2 separate regions of the Homo sapiens genome follow, and region 1 is linked to region 2. The links are chromatin loops, found by intact Hi-C in ENCODE. Cell type or tissue: prostate gland. All regions are shown on one strand.

Region 1 (8,000 bases), 91 kb after region 2:
CCACCCCACCCATTCTAACAGATCTAGTGCAAGTTGAGCTGAAGTTGGCTTGTTAGGAATGAGGCTGGCAAATCCGGAACAGTGTCGTCCTTATCTGTGTGCTTCTCTAGCACTACGCACCCAACAGGCACCCAACCTAATAATTGTTAGGAACTACATATGTTTGACTTCATACAGTATAACAATGCTTTAAATATTGGCCAGGCGCGGTGGCTCATGCCTGTAATCCCAGCACTTTGGGAGGCTGAGGCAGGTGGATCTCCTGAGGTCAGGAGTTTGAGAGCGGCCTGGCCAACATGGCAAAACCCTGTCTCTACTAAAAATACAAATATTAGCTGGGTGTGGTGGCAGGTGCCTGTAATCCTAGCTACTTGGGAGGCTGAGGCATGAGAATCACTTGAACCCGGGAGGCGGAGGTTGCAGTGAGCCAAGATTGCACCACTACACTCCAGCCTGGGGGATAGAGCGAGACTCCAAAAAAAAAAAAAAAAGGAAAAAATAGTGTTCCCTCAAAATGTGTGTCTACCCAAAACCTCTGCATGCGACCTTATATGGAAAGAATCTCTGCGGAGGTCATTAATGAGGTTGAGGTCATATTGGATTAGAGTAGGTACTAAATTCAATGACTGTGTCTTTTTAAGAGGAGAGGAGGCAGAGAGAGACAGACAGAGAGAGAGGGAAGATGGCCATGTCATGAGAGTGATGCGTCTACAAACCACGGAATGCCAAAGATTGCCAGCAACCCACAGAAGCTGAAGAGGTGAGGAGAGATTCTTCCCTCGAGGCCTCAGAGGGAGCACGACCCTGCCAGCACCTTGACTTTGAACTTCTAGCCTCCAGAACTGTGAGAGATTACATCTTTTGTTTTGAGCCACCCAGTTTGTGAGTGTTCACTGCAGCAGCCCTAGCAGATTAACACAGAAGGCAAACATGGATGACCAGGGAGACCGTGTGACTGAGCTGAGATCCCACTATTAGCAAAGCTCAGCACAGGACTCGAACTCAATCTCCCTGGCCCAGGGCCCCAATCTCATCTTGAGAGGAACACGGGCTTCCTGGAAACTGGAGCCAGAATATGAGGTTAGGCATCAAGACCCTTCCCACCAAACTTTCCCTGATTTACCAGCATCCAGAGAATGCCTCTGTGGAAGCAGCTTACATATGTATTTACTTCTGCATCAAAAAGAGCTGTGAAATGTGGCCAGGAATGCCACCTGTCTTTAGCCACATCCCTCTGTACGTTCTCCCTGGCTTTCCTGACAGATGCACACAGATGCACGCATCTGCCGCTCCCATTTAGAGCTGCCTTTCTTTCTGCCAAGGAGACTCACCCAGGCATTGATTTGTCTTTATGAAAATGACCAGTCTTTATGAAAAGCGATAACCAGCTCTGTTTCTGCTGGGCAGCGTCCAGTGCCGGCTGCTCCCGCCCATGGTTGGGAGGACCCCCTCCCACTAACAAGGTAGCCAGTCACTCCTGATTCCCCCAACCAAGGGCGGCCACAGCTGCCCTGCTAACAGCCGACCAGGAGAAGATCTATTATTTCTCCACAAACTGACTTCTTCTCTGCATCCTCCCCAAGCCCTCCCCAGGTGGCTGGGCTTCTTGCTTGTCCCACTTAAACAGCCTGTTCTGTTTTTCTGGCTCTACCTCCGTCGGAACTCATAATGGGGTGGGAAGTGGAGAGGTTCTCTTGCTTTCTCCTTCTTCTTCTCTCCCCACCCCCACCCTTCCTCCTCAGAAATGCAATCCAGTTGTTGTTTTAGGCTGGGGTTTGTAAAAGCCTTTGGACTTGAAAGAAAAATTTAGATCCAGACCTTAAAGATAAACACACCCCTGCAAGCACAGCAGCTACCAGAGGGGAGCTCTGAAAACCTCAGCTTGCCAAGAATCCCTCATCGCTGCTCGCCAGTCCCCAAATGTTAGTTACGGAGCTTCTGAGGGCCAGGCTCTGTGCTGAACTGAGATGAATAAGGCATCCCTCCTTTCCTCCCTCCTTCCCTCCCTCCTTTCCTTCCTTCAGTCCACAAATATTTGTTGAACTCATCCATTGCCAGGTGCTGACTGTGCTGTATCCTGGGTCCACAGAAGTCAAAAAAGAACTGATGTGGCCTCTGCCTGTGGCCCTCAAGAAACTTACTGGCTGGGCGCGGTGGCTTACGCCTGTAATCCCAGCACTTTGGGAGGCCGAGGTGGGCAGATCACAGGGTCAGGAGTTCGAGACCGGCCTGGCCAACATGGTGAAACTAAAAATACAAAAATTTGCTGGGTGTGGTGGCACATGCCTGTCATCCCAGCTACTCTGGAGACTGAGGCAGGAGAATCGCTTGAACCCGGGAGGTGGAGGTTGCAGTGAGCTGAGATCGCACCATTGCACTCCAGCTCTGGGCGACAGAGCGAGACTCTGTCTCTGGGGGGAAAAAAAAAAGAAAAAAAAGAAATTTACCATCCAGGAGCAGAAAGAGACAAAGCAGCAAAGTAATGATGAACAGCAATGTAGTCTGATAAACAGCACAGGCAGGCTCAGTGAGCTGGTGACATTTCATTCTTATTTTTCAGGTGTAATAAATGCTAGTCAAACTTCCATCCAAGTGCTGAGAGAATACTGCTGGAATGGGGTTTTCATGTTGGAAGGCTGACGGAGTAAGAATCATAACATTTTTGCCCTAAGCTGAGTTTATCATCTCTCTGGCCCCTCTCACTAGCTTTTCCTCTATCCTTTGAGTTCCCACCATTTTTCTTAGTAGCCTCAATAATCTAAGCATCTCAGCTCAAATACACAGAGACTCAGAGCATTTCTGTTCTTGCCCCATCCAATTCATTCCAAAGTCCTATAGAGTTGTCCTGCTACCTCCTGCATCAGCCCCTCGTCTCCACCCCAGTGTCCCCTGCTCCACTCCAGGGCGGCAGCTTCTACTCCTTGGATCCTTGCAGTAGACAACTTGTTCCAGTCTCTCACTTCTTCAATCCCTCCTCTACCCTCTCTCAGAGCCATATCTCCAGACCACTGGCCTGGTCCAAAACCTTCAGACTCCTAATGACAGAACAATTAAATCCAAATTCAGCATTCAAGAACTTCTGTACTCTGGCCTCAACCTCCCTCTCTGATTTAATGTTTCCCTACTCCTGTACATGTTCCCAGAATCCCCACCCGAAGGGAGGATACCTTCTTTGCTGAAAAAATGCCCCCCCAACCCATGCTTTCCCACATCTAAGCACTGGCAAATGCTGTCCCTCCACCCAAAATGTCATCTTCCCAGCCCCAGTCCTTCAAGGCCACCTCAGTAAATCCTTTCTTGGCTTCTCTGTCGACTTGTCTTCTGAAAAGCCTTATCTGCCTGTGTGAATTTTGCTCCTGCCCTGTTTACATCCACGAACACTCACTTGTGTTGTGGTCTGCATACACTCCCTTTTCTTACTAGGCTGAATTCCTAGAGGACAGAAACTTGGTTTCATAGACCAGTGAATAACTTTTAACACCTAGTAGGGACTGGAATGTGTCAGGCCCTCAATCAATGGGTAGTGAGTGAAAGACTCACTTGTGCCCCATGCCTCCGCCATGACTCTCCCCAAACATGGGTCCCTCCACTGTCCCCACCATCTTGGAGCTGGTGCACCTGTTTATCAGAGCAGCTCAATGTTAAAATCAGAGCAATACTCTGAACAACAATAATAAAAGGAATGGGTCTGAGCAGACCCCAAGGAAGGCTTCTCTAGTAAAGCCCTTTGTATTATTTTGCTTTCACTATTTCCTCTTCCATTCCAGCATTTTGGGAACCAGTTTGGACAAACTGGACCTTTCATCTAGAGGCCCTGGAGTCCCCACCCACAGCCTTTACCACCTGCAGCCCCAGCCACCTCTTCCCCAGTTCTTGAGCCCACCCTGCCAGAGGCTGTGTGTGTGTGTGTGTGTGTGTGTGTGCAGTGCTTCCCAGCCCCCCACTCCCATCTGCTCCATCCAGTGGGGGCTGGGGAGGCAGCCCTGACTTCTATCTTCTCTGGTCTCTGGCTCCTACTTTTGCTCCAATAATCCATTCTCCATGCAGCAGCCAGAGGGATTTATTTAAAATGCAAATTAGAATCTGGAGCTTCTCTGCTTAAAACTCTCTGAAGGCTTCTCATTGCACTTAGAATAAAACCCAAACTCTTCAAGGCCCTGCAGCCCCCACCACTACCCCCTCACTCCATCTCCCACAGCTCTCCCCCCACCCACCTCAACCACTTTGTGCTTCGCTTCTCTGGGTCCCAGAACCCATCTCAGAGCCTTTGTGTCTGTCTGCTGTTTCCTCTCCTGCAGGGTTCCTGACCCACCAAAGACCCCCAGGGGCTGCCGTATTCCACTGTCCATTTCCCAAACTCCCCCTCTATTGCCTTTTCCAGCTTGAGGAGAGACTCTCCAGGTCCTAATGTGCTTCCCAGTGAGGTAGGTCTAAGACCTAGCAGGGAAGTGCATGGATGATGACATTCTTGAACACTGATGGCTAGAATCTTTTTATGTTCGAGACAAGGTCTCACTCTGTCACCCAGGCTGGAGTGCAGTGACTTGACCATGGCTCACTGCAGTCTTGACCTCCCAGGCTCAAGCAATCCTCCCACCTCAGCCTTCCGAGTAGCTGGGACCACAGGTGGACACCACCACACCCAGCTGATGTTTTTTATTTTTGTAGAGACAGGGTCTCACTATGTGGCCCAGGCTTGTCTCAAACTCCTGGGTTTAATTGATCCTCCCACCTCGGAGTCCCAAAGTGCTGCGATTACAGGTGTGAGCCACTAAAGCCGGCAGCTAGAACTATTATTGCCACCATTCTACAGGTGAAGAGATAAAGGCTTGAAAAGGCTAGTAACTCCTCCAAGGTCACTGGGAAAACGGAGCTGGGATTCAAATGAGGCAGTTTCCTTCTGTCTTTGGAGCTCTTAACCACCACCCTGAGGCACTGCTAACTTATGAAGATATTTTTTTCATTTTTTCCCATGATTCCCCACCAACTCCTTGAAACTAGTGTGGTTTCTCTGGATGCTATATGGATATTATTTCCTTCCACAGGTATGTACTGGGTACCTTCTGTATGCCCAGCTCTGTGCTGGCAGATAAGGAGATACCTATAAATGAAGCAAACACAGGAAGCTCCACTCCAGAGACAGAGACAGACAGGGACAGATAAGAAAAGAACCTCACGTTAGAGTAACTTCTATGGAGGAAGCAAAGCAGGGGCTGTAGAGAATGGCAATCTAAATTTTTGTTCTGCAAAAGTCTTTCTGAAGTGGTAACATTTAGTTTATCACGTGAACTCTAACTTTTGGCAGTTTTCAAGCACACACAGAGAGAATACTATAATGAACCCCTATGTACCAATTGCTCAGCCCCAACAATCCGACAATCCTGATTTGGAAGCTATTTAAACATAAATAAATAAGCAAATGCTCTAAGGGCCTTGAGCACCTGCAGATTTTAGCATCCATACAACCAGTCATCCATAGATATGAGGGGACAACTGTACAGTTTAAAAAGCTTCAGCCTAGGGGTCAGAAGATGTGAGGCTTGGTCCTGCTTCTGCCCTTGTCAGACTGTGCAGCTCTGGGCTGTGGGTCAGGCCCCCAGCCCCTCGCAGCCCAGGCGGGCCCCTGCATGGTAAAGACTCATTGTGTCCTCTTGGCCTTTTCCCAGAAGACAGACTTTCTGGGCAGACACTGTGCCTCTGTGGAAGGAAGCTTTGCAATTAGCCCGATTTATGACCCCACTGACTGCCTGAGAAGTCCCTGCCCCCACCTGTCCCCAATCCTAGGAAGGCCCCTTCTCAGGAAGAGACTACGAGGGGGTTGGGCCAAATCTGTTCCAGGTAGGGAGACCAGAAACTTCTGCAAACAGGTGTCACCGGGCATCCTGCTGCACAGCCCAGAAAGGGGCTCTGGCAGAGAACAGCTGCAAATGAGCTTTGAGCGAAGCCTCCCATCACTGCGCAAATACAGGCCCTATGGAAGGGGAACTTCATACAGCCAGGTAAAGCCCTGAGCCAGGTGGCCCGTTCTTACCCAGACAGAGGGGCTCACCCAACCCTGGTCTCTTGCAGGTAACCAGGCTTTCATTTACGGCACAGGTATTTAGTCCTGACACTGAGCTGAGGGCTCAGTTGAGATGTAAGTGAGGCAGAAGAGGCTCCAACCCCAGATCCGCCAGATCCCCCAGCTCTGGGGCCTCTGGCAATACCTTTCACTTCTTTGAACCTCAGTTTCTCCATCATCAAAATGGGTCCTCTAATACCTGCACAGTCATCCTGAAGACTGTGGTCTGAATGTATGTTGTGAATCTTAAAGCACGTGCCCTGGGGAGAGGCTGTTCTAGTGGCAGAGAGTACCTGGCTCAATAAGTACTTGCCAGGCTGGGCGCAGTGGCTCACACCTGTAACCCCAGCAGTTTGGGAGGCCGAGGCAGGTGGATTACCTGAGGTCAGAAGTTTGAGACCAGCCTGGCCAACATGGCGAAACCCTGTCTCTACTAAAAATACAAAAAAAAAAAAAAAAAAAAAACACAAAAAATTAGCCGGGTGTGGTGGTGTGCACCTGTAATCACAGCTACTCGGGAGGCTGAGACACAAGAATCGCTTGAACCCAGGAGGCAGAGATTGCAGTGAGCCAAGATCGTGCCACTGCACTCCAGACTGGGTGACAGAACGAGACTCCGTCTCAATAAATAAATAAATACTTGCCAAGCATTCTAATAAATGCATGGGTTGTTAAGAGCAGCTCTGAAGGCAGTCTGCCTGGGTTCAAATCCTGGCTCTGCCACTTCCTGACTGTAACCCTGGGAATGGGTCATCACTCCTCATGCCTCAGTTTCCTCTTTCGTAGAAAGGGAAAATAGTAGCACCTACCTCATGGGTTGCTGTGACCACAGAAATCATCGCTGACACATAATAAACACCCAATCGATGTGCCCCACGCAATAGGCCTGGGAGGGTCATCCTTCTAGTCCCTCCACCACAGTGCCCTCTTCCACTGGGAGCTACTGCCCGCTCATTGACGTTCTCCCTTACTTGGAGGGCTAACAGATGTTTGTGGAATTGAAATGCAGTTGAATGGGGGCTGAGAAGAGCTGAGTGAAGAATGAACTTGCTAATCTAATAAAACTTTTAAATCCGAGGTTGGCATGGTGTCGTGGGTGTGTCGTTTGGACCAAGGTATAGGGTGTGCAAGGGCAGTGGCCGCTCCGAAGTTGGGGTGGGGTGCGGGACAGGCTCCTTAGGCAGACAAAAACCCTCTCCCCATGAGACCAGTTTAGTCTGGTTTTCCAAGGGGACGAGGGTTCAAGAAGGTCTCGGGCAAGGCTGAGGAATGTTGGACAGGCCCCCTGGGGAGGGGGCAGGAGAAGCCCACAGTTTCACAAGAGTTCCATTGTGTCCTCTCTGCACCGATGGCCCCCACAGTGGCCCACTCTCTGGGGAGCTCCCAGAGGAACAAAAAACAAGGGAGGGCAAGGGTGAGGAGGGGGCGGCACTGCCTGGGAGGGGGTGGGGTGCAGAGCATGACACAAAAAGTCACAAAGGCGGGGTGGGGGTGGGGATAAGTCCCATGAGATGAAGCTTCACTGCCCTGGGTCCCCTAGTTGGCCTCAGTCTCACCAGATTCAATAAAGAAGGACTTGGAAGACAAGAAAAACAAAAGACAGTCAAGCCTGGACAGGGCTGAATACAACTCCTTTATCTATCTTCATATCCCTGAAATGCACAAACTGGAAACTCTAAACCCTCCCTCTCTATTTCTTTTGGATGTGGCTGTGCCTGGCAGAGCTTCCTCACTCTAGCCTGAGCTCCTGACCAAAATTATACCAGTTTCCTGTTTAAAACTCTCCAATTCCATGGGTTTCTAATATACTCAGCATCAGTTCCAGGAAGGCCAAGGGGAGGGCAGGGGGTGAGGGCTGCCCAGGGGGGTCCAGACTGAAGCTAGCAATGCAAACACCAAATTTGGGGCCCCCAGAGTGGCTTAGCCATGGTCTGGGCCA
Region 2 (8,000 bases):
TGACACGGCTGCACATGAGGCTGATGGCCTGGGAGGAGATGATGGGTGTGAGTAACCTGCATCCATGGATGCCACCCAGGCATCCACAATACTTCAGCAGAGAGAGTGCCAGCAGGGCCCTGTTCATCAACTTCCTCCCCCAAAACCCAGACTCCCAGGAGAGAGAGATTTGATGCTGGAAAGTGTTTCTTGGCTTTGCATAAGGATTTGTGAGAAGGTTCCTTCAGAGGGCCAGCTCCCAGCAGTGGAAATGAGGGTTCGATTTCAGAAGTCAAAACAGGCCCATATGGAGACTCCTGTTCTATCACTCCTGCGGGGAATTCCACAGCCAGCTCCTGCTCAAACTTTGGGTTAGAGGACAGTCCCAGGAAGACCTGGGACCTGGGGAAGCCTGGGCTGTGGGGGTGTTCCTAGGGAAGGAAGGGAGAGATATCCATGTCTATCCAAAATCCCTCCAAGTACGAGCCTGCCTGGGGTCAGTGAAGGGGTGGTGGGTGAAAGATTCCTCCCCATTTACCCATCCCTCCCTTCCTCCCTCAACCCACCCACTCACCCACCTACCATCCACTCAGTAGACGTACACTGAGTTGCTACTATGTGCCAGGGGCTGTGCCAGAGAGTGTGAGGTGCAAATAAGCATGGGCACACAAGTGAGTGGTGGTAGTGGTGGTGGTGGTGGTGGCAGCGTGGAGGAGACAAGGAGGCAGATAACAGCAGGGCTGGGGAACCCACAGTGGGGAGGACTAACTCCACCGGCATAACTCTGGGCAGAGGGGAGAGGAACTGTGGGGAAGGGGATGGTGAAGGCTAGTCTTGGGGGAGTGCAGAGGTAGAGATGGGAAGATGGAAAGGCAGGAGAAGAGGCCTCCCTCCTGAGACATGGCCACAGCCCCGGGAGCTGGCACCCCTATTTGGCCTAAACATACCTATGTGACAGGCCCTTCAACTGCCTGCCCCATCTGTGTGCACCAGCTTCAGGTACTCCGTGCACTTGGGGTACAGTGCTGGCATGCGTGAGCCCATGAAATGCTCAGAACAACCCTATGAAGTAGGTATCACACCATCATCCCCACAGTACAATGGGGAAACTGAGTCCAATGGGAAAAGAGAGAGAATTGACTTGTCCAACATCACACTGTTGGTAAGTGATGGGGCTGGAATCCAAACTCAGGGGTCAGAGTCAAAAGTGGCGTTTACAGAAAGTGCTTTCTCTTCCTGTGTGATCACAATGAATCCTCACAATAGCCCACGAGGCAGGCTACCACAGGTTCACTGGGGTCAGTGAAGGGGTGGTGGGTGAAAGATTCCTCCCCATTTACCCATCCCTCCCTTCCTCCCTCAATCCACCCAGTCAGCCATCTACCATCCACTGAGTAGATGTACATTGAGTTGCTACTATGTGCCGGGGAAGTGCCAGGGAGTGCAAGGTGCAAATAACCATGGGCACACAGGTGAGTGGTTTTTACAGAATGAAATTGAGGCTTGGAGATGCCAGTGACAAGGCCAAGCATCCTCGGGAGATTTCAAGCTGTTTCCAGCTTTGTAGTTCAGGGCCTGCACCCCATGCCCAGCCCCAGGGCTCAGGGAAACAAGGACGGGGTGATGGGTTTCCTGCCGCTTCTCTTCTCCTGCTGCATCCCAGTCCTGGTCCCCTGTATCACCATTCCCTGCCTCATCTCCGTCTGGACACTGAGGCTGATATGAGAAACATGGATGACATAGGCCAACCCAGAGACAAGGAGGAGATGCTGAACTCTGGGGAATGTCTGGCGGTTGCCTGCCTCCTCCCCACCAGGGAGCTCCAGCCCCTTTGAATGCTGTACCCTGGCTGGGAATGGGCTCACCCCTTGTGGTGTCCCAACTTCCCTGAACTAACTTCATTTCCCTTTTTTTCTTTGTCCTCTGTGAGCCCCCATCCTATTGACTGGCTCATTTGTCCTGGAAGAGGACAGCCCAGTGACACCTGCCATGCTCACCCCATCACTGATGCTTCTGCAGAGGCTGGGTTGGTTTCTGCCTTGGCCAGCTCCCTGGAGACCTTGGGAAAGTCACCCCCCTCTCCAAGGTGCTAGGTTCTCCTTGGAAAACTGTGATGATGAATTTGGAAGCCAAAGGTGGTTGTAAGAATTCACAGTACCATGGGAGCTATTATTATCAGCAGCATCAGATATTGGAAATAAGTGGATGCCCAGCCCACATTCACCAGTTATGAATGGAGCAGGGTATAGGGGAGAACCATGGACACATGGCTTGGGTAGCGTGGATACAAACATCTTTCCCCTAAACAGACCCAAATTCTAACAAATTGCCACAATTTTGTGGTAACTGAGCCTAATAACTACTAGGATTGAGGTTTTACCATGTACCAGACTCCACTATACCTTTCTCCTACCTGTCCTCTTATTTAATCCTTACCTAGGAGGTGGGTATTATTATTATCCCATTTTACAGATGAGGAAACTGAAGCGTGGGCAGGGTAACTAACTCGTCTGAGTTCATTTACCTGGTTAGCAAAACATGGCTATGATTTAGCCCCAAGTCAGCTGGACCCCAAACCAGAGCTCCTGATACGACACCTATCCGTGGGGTGTGGCACCAGAGACAGGAAGCGCCGTGCCCCAGTCTGCAAAGTCTCCAGCCCAGTGCTGCTCTTCCCTGAACCAGGCAGCGAGGCACAGAGGCCCAGGAAGTTGGCTAAACTTCTTCCCTGAGCCAGCTGGAGGCCCTTGGGGATGGCCCAGGCCGGCCATCCCTTGACAGATGGGAGCCCTGAGGCCCAGAAAGGCACAGAGATGGGACCGAGGTCACGCAGTGCCTCGGGGCTTTCCTCGGCGGACCCCTGCCCGGGCCAGACAGCTTTATTAATCTCGCCCCTCCTGTCGCCCAGATGGCGGCTCAGCCCCATCTGCACGGAGCAGGGGCCCAGGAGGGGCTCTCTGATTAAGAAGAACAGCTCAGTTCATAAATCACTCCTTTTACTTTCACTCCCCCCCGCCCCCAGGCATGCTTTCTAGAGAGAAGGAAAGGAGGCGGCCGGACAAGAGAGATGGAGAAGCCCCCAGTGGAGGAAGGTTTGGGCTGGTGCAGAGCCGAGAAAGGGCTTGCACGTGCCCTGGCCAGGAGAGGGCGCTGTGGCCAAGGGCAGAGCCTCAGAGGACCGTGTGTTCCCCTGCAACTGCGTTCCCACCAGTGGGGGATCTGCCTGTGCCAGCCATAAGCCTGAGCCAGACGCCTCACCTCCAGAGCCTCACCTCCGCATCTGGGAGGTGGGGATGTTCAGAACTAACTTCTAGGATCCTTTCCAGGAGGATGCAAGGGGATGATGAGGGTGAAAGGACTTGACAGGCTGCACACCCCGTTCCCTCCTTCCTGCGCTCCCGGCACCAACAGCGCCAGCCCTGGGCTTGGTCCAAGGCATAGGGACCAAGGGCTGCCCTTCCTCAAGGACTCACTCAAGTCTAGTGAGACTCAATCACCGCAGTCCCTACTTGGAGAGAAGTGTTAATGGCCACATTAACCCAGTGTCCTGGGCTTGCCAGGCAAGATACAGAAACGAAACCCTGACTGCCAGGGTGAGGCTGGGGTCGGGAGAGCCTAGAATCAGGGAGGCCATGTGGGGAGGACTGGGACAGGGTCAGCATTTACTAAGGCCTGATATTAACGCAAGGCAATGTATTATGGGCGTTCACTTAAAATGATCTCACTTGATCCTCCAAAAAGCTCTACAAAGTAGACGATATTATCATCATTCCCTTTTAGGGATGAGGAAACTAAAGCTTCATGGGGCTAGAAAGGTCCCAGAGCTGGGAAGAGATGGAGCTGGGATTTGTAGCCAGGTTTTGCTGGACTGCAAACCCACATCTTTTCCTTGGTCAGGACGCCGGCCCGAGGCCTAGAAGACTAACAATGATTCTTGCCATCAGGTTCAAGGCTGATGGGGAGGACTTATTTGCTCACTGGCTGTGCCTGCTGGGCCTCATCCCAAGACAGACGGTCTCATAAACAAGCAATTGGCCTGAGATCCTGGCGTGCCTGGTGCTGGCACCAACATGGGGACATGGTCACAGCTGAGCGGGGGATAAAATCTAATTAGGCTCCTGAGGGGCGGGTGCCTTAAGGATTAACCAGGAGCACAGCCTGCTGTGGATGCAATTGGATCCTAAATGACAGCCTCCCCTGCCCCCGCCGGCTCATGGAGCTGTGAATGTCAAGGTGGCACAGAGCATCTGCAGGCTCTGGGAAGGACCCCTCTCTAGTCTGTGAGTTGAGCCAGGATGGGCACCCTGTCCCTGCCACCAGCCCTTTCCTCTGTCCCATGTAGAACACCCACAGGGCCATCAGAGAATCGTCAAAGAAGGAAGCATCTTAGTGAAGGTTGTCTCCAACTCCTCATTTCACACTGCGGGAGCTGAGGCCCAGAGAGGGACGGGCTCTTGCCCAGAGTCACACAGCACAGCTAGAACGAGGACCTCCTGACATGAAGCCCGCTGCTCTTCCCACCAATTGAGGCAGCCTCCCAGGACTTATTACACCTGCACGTAGGTAACTCCTGAAAGTGCTTTATACACTTTATGTCATCAGACCCTCTCAACTACCCTGCGAGGTGAGCAGTCATGTTTTACAGATGAGGAAACTGCGGCTCACTAGCCTGAAGTCACACAGTAGGTTGGAGGACCTGCTGGGACAAAATAAGGTTCCTGGCTCTTCTGCCCTGGCTGTCTTCCAGAGGACTCTGAGCCCCCAATCCCCAGGGTCACCCTCAAACAATCCATGCCTCCCATCCCCCATAGACCGGGGCTGGACTTAAGCCACAGAAGGTGCCAGTCCCAGACACAGGTCGGAGGTCCCTCTGCCTGTCTTAGGCACTAGACATTGTACTGAGACCACCTGTTTGCAAAGGCCTCTGCGGACAAAGCTCTTTGCCCTCTTTCAGGGACTGTTACTTTGCCACTTTGTCAGAAGGCAAGGCAACCTGGGAAACCCACGCAGTTTGAAATTGGGGGGAGCACAGAAGCACGGAGGTCACTCCATTAGGAAGAGTGTTTGGCCTGAGGACACTAGCGTCCACCTCCAACAGCCAAGTGTAGTTGAAGCAGGCCAAGCAACCAAGTCCAGGGGCCTGGGAGGAATGGCGCGGGTCAGAGTGAAGCCACCCTCTCTGCTCAGGATGCCTACCTACACCCTGTCATGTGAGCCCAGCAGAGCCCTGCAGGAAAGGTGCCTGGCAGCCAAACTGGTGATCTGGGGAAAGGCAGGTACCAGGAGGAGAGAAGCAGACATCCAGGTGTGGCAGGGAAACCCCAGTTCTGGGAGATGGTATAAGCACCAGGGGATAGGAAGGAAGGTTGACTCAGCCTGCTGTGGGGAGAGCAGACAGCCCCGCAGCCTCCCACAGCCTTGGGGAAGGGGCTGTAGGCACAAGGGGGCAGGTGGCCTGGCTGCTTCCCTGGGGTTCAGAGAGCATCCACTCAGTGGCCTCCCTGAGTAGTCAAAGAACAAGCTTCCTCCAACCAACCACTATTCTTGTGGTAATTCACACCATAACACTCTTGATTCATTCACTCCTGCCTACGTTCGTGCTTTTGTTCATTTCCCATTTAGTGAGCATCCTTGGCCTTTGCAGGAGCCTCACTGGCCAGAAAGAATGGAAGGAGTGACCCCTAGACCTGAGGTCTGGGGGATCAGCCAGCAGCAGCCTCTGAAGTTCCTCTGGTGATGGATAGCCCTGCTCTGGCTGCTCCAAAGCGTCCCTGTGTCCTAGTCCCTCAGGAACCCCCTATACACACACATGGGCTGACGGCCACAGCAGTCCCACCAATCCTCACCGTGTCCGCTGCCCAGCCTTGCACAAGCCAGAGCTTCTGGCAACACCTGCTCTGGCTCACCTGGACTGAGTCTTGTTTCTTATCCTCCAGGTTGCCTCCCTGAAGGTTTTTGGAAATTTCATGCTAACCAGAGCCTGGGTTTCCACAGCTCTTTCTGTACACCTGGCCTTGAACTAAAGGCATACAGGTCCTTACAAGAATCTAGAGGGTGTGTCCACTCTCCGCTGACCTGTAATTGAACTGGGCTTAGAGATGGTGTGCAACCTACCTCACATCATTCAGTCAGGCTGCAAAAGCCATCTGGCCTGACTCCAAAGCCCAGCACCTAGCCCCTTAGCAAGGATCTCTCCCATCCACCCCCACCCTTCGGCAGTCTCGTGAGGCCTCTGGACCCCACCTAAATATAATACATAAGATTAAAAAGGAAACCATTTATATTGAAATAGAGCTATCAGAAACTTTATCTTGGGGGACAGGGTCTCGCCCTGTTGCCCAGGTTGGAATGCAGTGGCATGATCATGGCTCACTGCAGCCTCCAACTTCTGGACTCAAGGAATCCTCCCACCCCAGCCTCTCAAGTAGCTGGAACTCCAGATGCATGCCACTATGCGCAGCTAATTTTTTCCCTTTTTGTAGAGACAGGGTCTCCCTATGACACCCAGACTGGTCTCGAACTCTGGGGCTCAAGCAATCTCCTGCCTTGGTCTCCCAAAGTGCTGGGATTACAGACGTGAGCCACTGTGCACAACCAAAATACTTTTTTAAAAGCAAATTTGGAGTAGAATAATACAAGTGCTTTTTTTAAATAAACATGCAAAACTCAAGATCTAGTGATGGATCTAATAACTATCATCATTTTAAGAAATTCCCAGCAAATTTTTTTTTTTTTTTTTTTTTGAGTTGGAGTCTTGCTCTGTTGCCAAGGCTGGAGTGCAGTGGCGTGATCTCGGCTCACTCCTGGGTTCCGCCCAGGCTGGCAAGCTCCGCCTCCTGGGTTCACGCCATTCTCCTGCCTCAGCCTCCCGAGTAGCTGGGACTACAGGCGCCCGCCACCACGCCCAGCTAATTTTTTGTATTTTTAGCAGAGACAGGGTTTCACTGTGTTAGCCAGGATGGTCTCGATCTCCTGACCTCGTGATCCGCCTGCCTTGGCCTACCAAAGTGCTGGGATTACAGGCGTGAGCCATTGCTCCCGGCCAAGAAATTCCCAGCAATTTTTAGGTAATTTGAAAATATGTACTTAGATCTGTTGATGACAAAGTCACAAGTACTGCTAACAGTACTGTGGTTTGTTGCTTGTGTTCATAATGGAAGAAAATACCCATTTTCAGTGAAACGTTAAAGTGAAGTTATAATATGTTTCTCAAAGTTCACCAATCCCTTGAGTTCTATGGAATACATGGACCCCAGAATGAGAACTTCGTTTGGCCTTGAAGGTAATGGCTCACCTCATCTGTCTTAGCAGTCCAATCTGCCACTCAACAATTCCCGTCCTTCCCCCAGATCATCCTTCTCCTTAGCCCCAGCTCTCAGCAGAGGGACAAAAAGTTTGCAGCAGGAGCAAATGGGACCATGTGCACAGGAAAGAGGCTGGGGATCAAAACCCTAAACTCCATGGAACGAGCCTGTGGGGCAGGACCGTGGCCATCTTCCTGCCTAGGGCAGCCCCAGCCATTCTGGGTCACAGGGAGAACAGGGAGCCAGTCAGCATCGGAAAAGCCCCTGGGAGCTTGCTAACCCTCAGACCTCTGGGACCTAGCCCTAAGATTTGGATTCTGCAGGCTCAATGAAGGGCCCAAGAGTCTCTGTTTTTCTCATATCCCTGGGAGGTCTACAAAGTTAGCTTCAGAGACCACAAGATGAGAAGGCCCCTGAGGTTTATCTGGGGTCCAGGGCTCCAAGCAAGCTGAAAATTATGGCCCCCAAATCTGGGGGACATCCAAGTCATCAGCTAATGGCCCAACTGCCAGTCAAACCCACATGGAACCCTTCCAGGTCATTTCCAGCAGCCAGAGCCCAGGTTCTCTGACATCACCCCATGTGGGCTTTGGCTCTTGGCCTCTGCCCCCTCCTCTTCTAGGCAGCCCAAACTGGATGGTTGATGCCACCGGCCTCCTGCTGGGGCCAGCCAGCCTGTGTCTGGAATGGAGACTTTATTCTCTGGAAACCCTCCTG

What was found. A loop is a pair of places that touch in the nucleus more often than their neighbours do. Peaks named below come from ENCODE experiments on the same cell type or tissue, not always from the same donor. Only the 100,000 strongest peaks of a DNase experiment are listed, where the experiment ranks them.
Region 1: a loop joins it to region 2, with 2.4 times the contacts of the local background. A loop is called at or near these places in 2 of 110 quality-filtered maps.

The regions. Positions count from the first base shown.
Region 1 is chr11:44,798,533-44,806,532 of GRCh38, reverse strand. All of the region lies in intron 2 of TSPAN18 (tetraspanin 18), which reads right to left. Among named protein-coding and RNA genes, the nearest start is that of TSPAN18-AS1, 66 kb to the right of the region's middle. RefSeq lists an enhancer at 7,950-8,000. In prostate gland, no CTCF peak of the experiment used is centred here; no DNase peak of the experiment used is centred here; H3K27ac peaks cover 1,121 bases.
Region 2 is chr11:44,889,465-44,897,464 of GRCh38, reverse strand. All of the region lies in intron 3 of TSPAN18 (tetraspanin 18), which reads right to left. Among named protein-coding and RNA genes, the nearest start is that of TP53I11, 57 kb to the left of the region's middle. RefSeq lists an enhancer at 3,720-4,291. In prostate gland, a CTCF peak has its summit at 3,123 (motif pointing right); DNase peaks (open chromatin) are centred at 3,134 and 4,004; H3K27ac peaks cover 1,283 bases.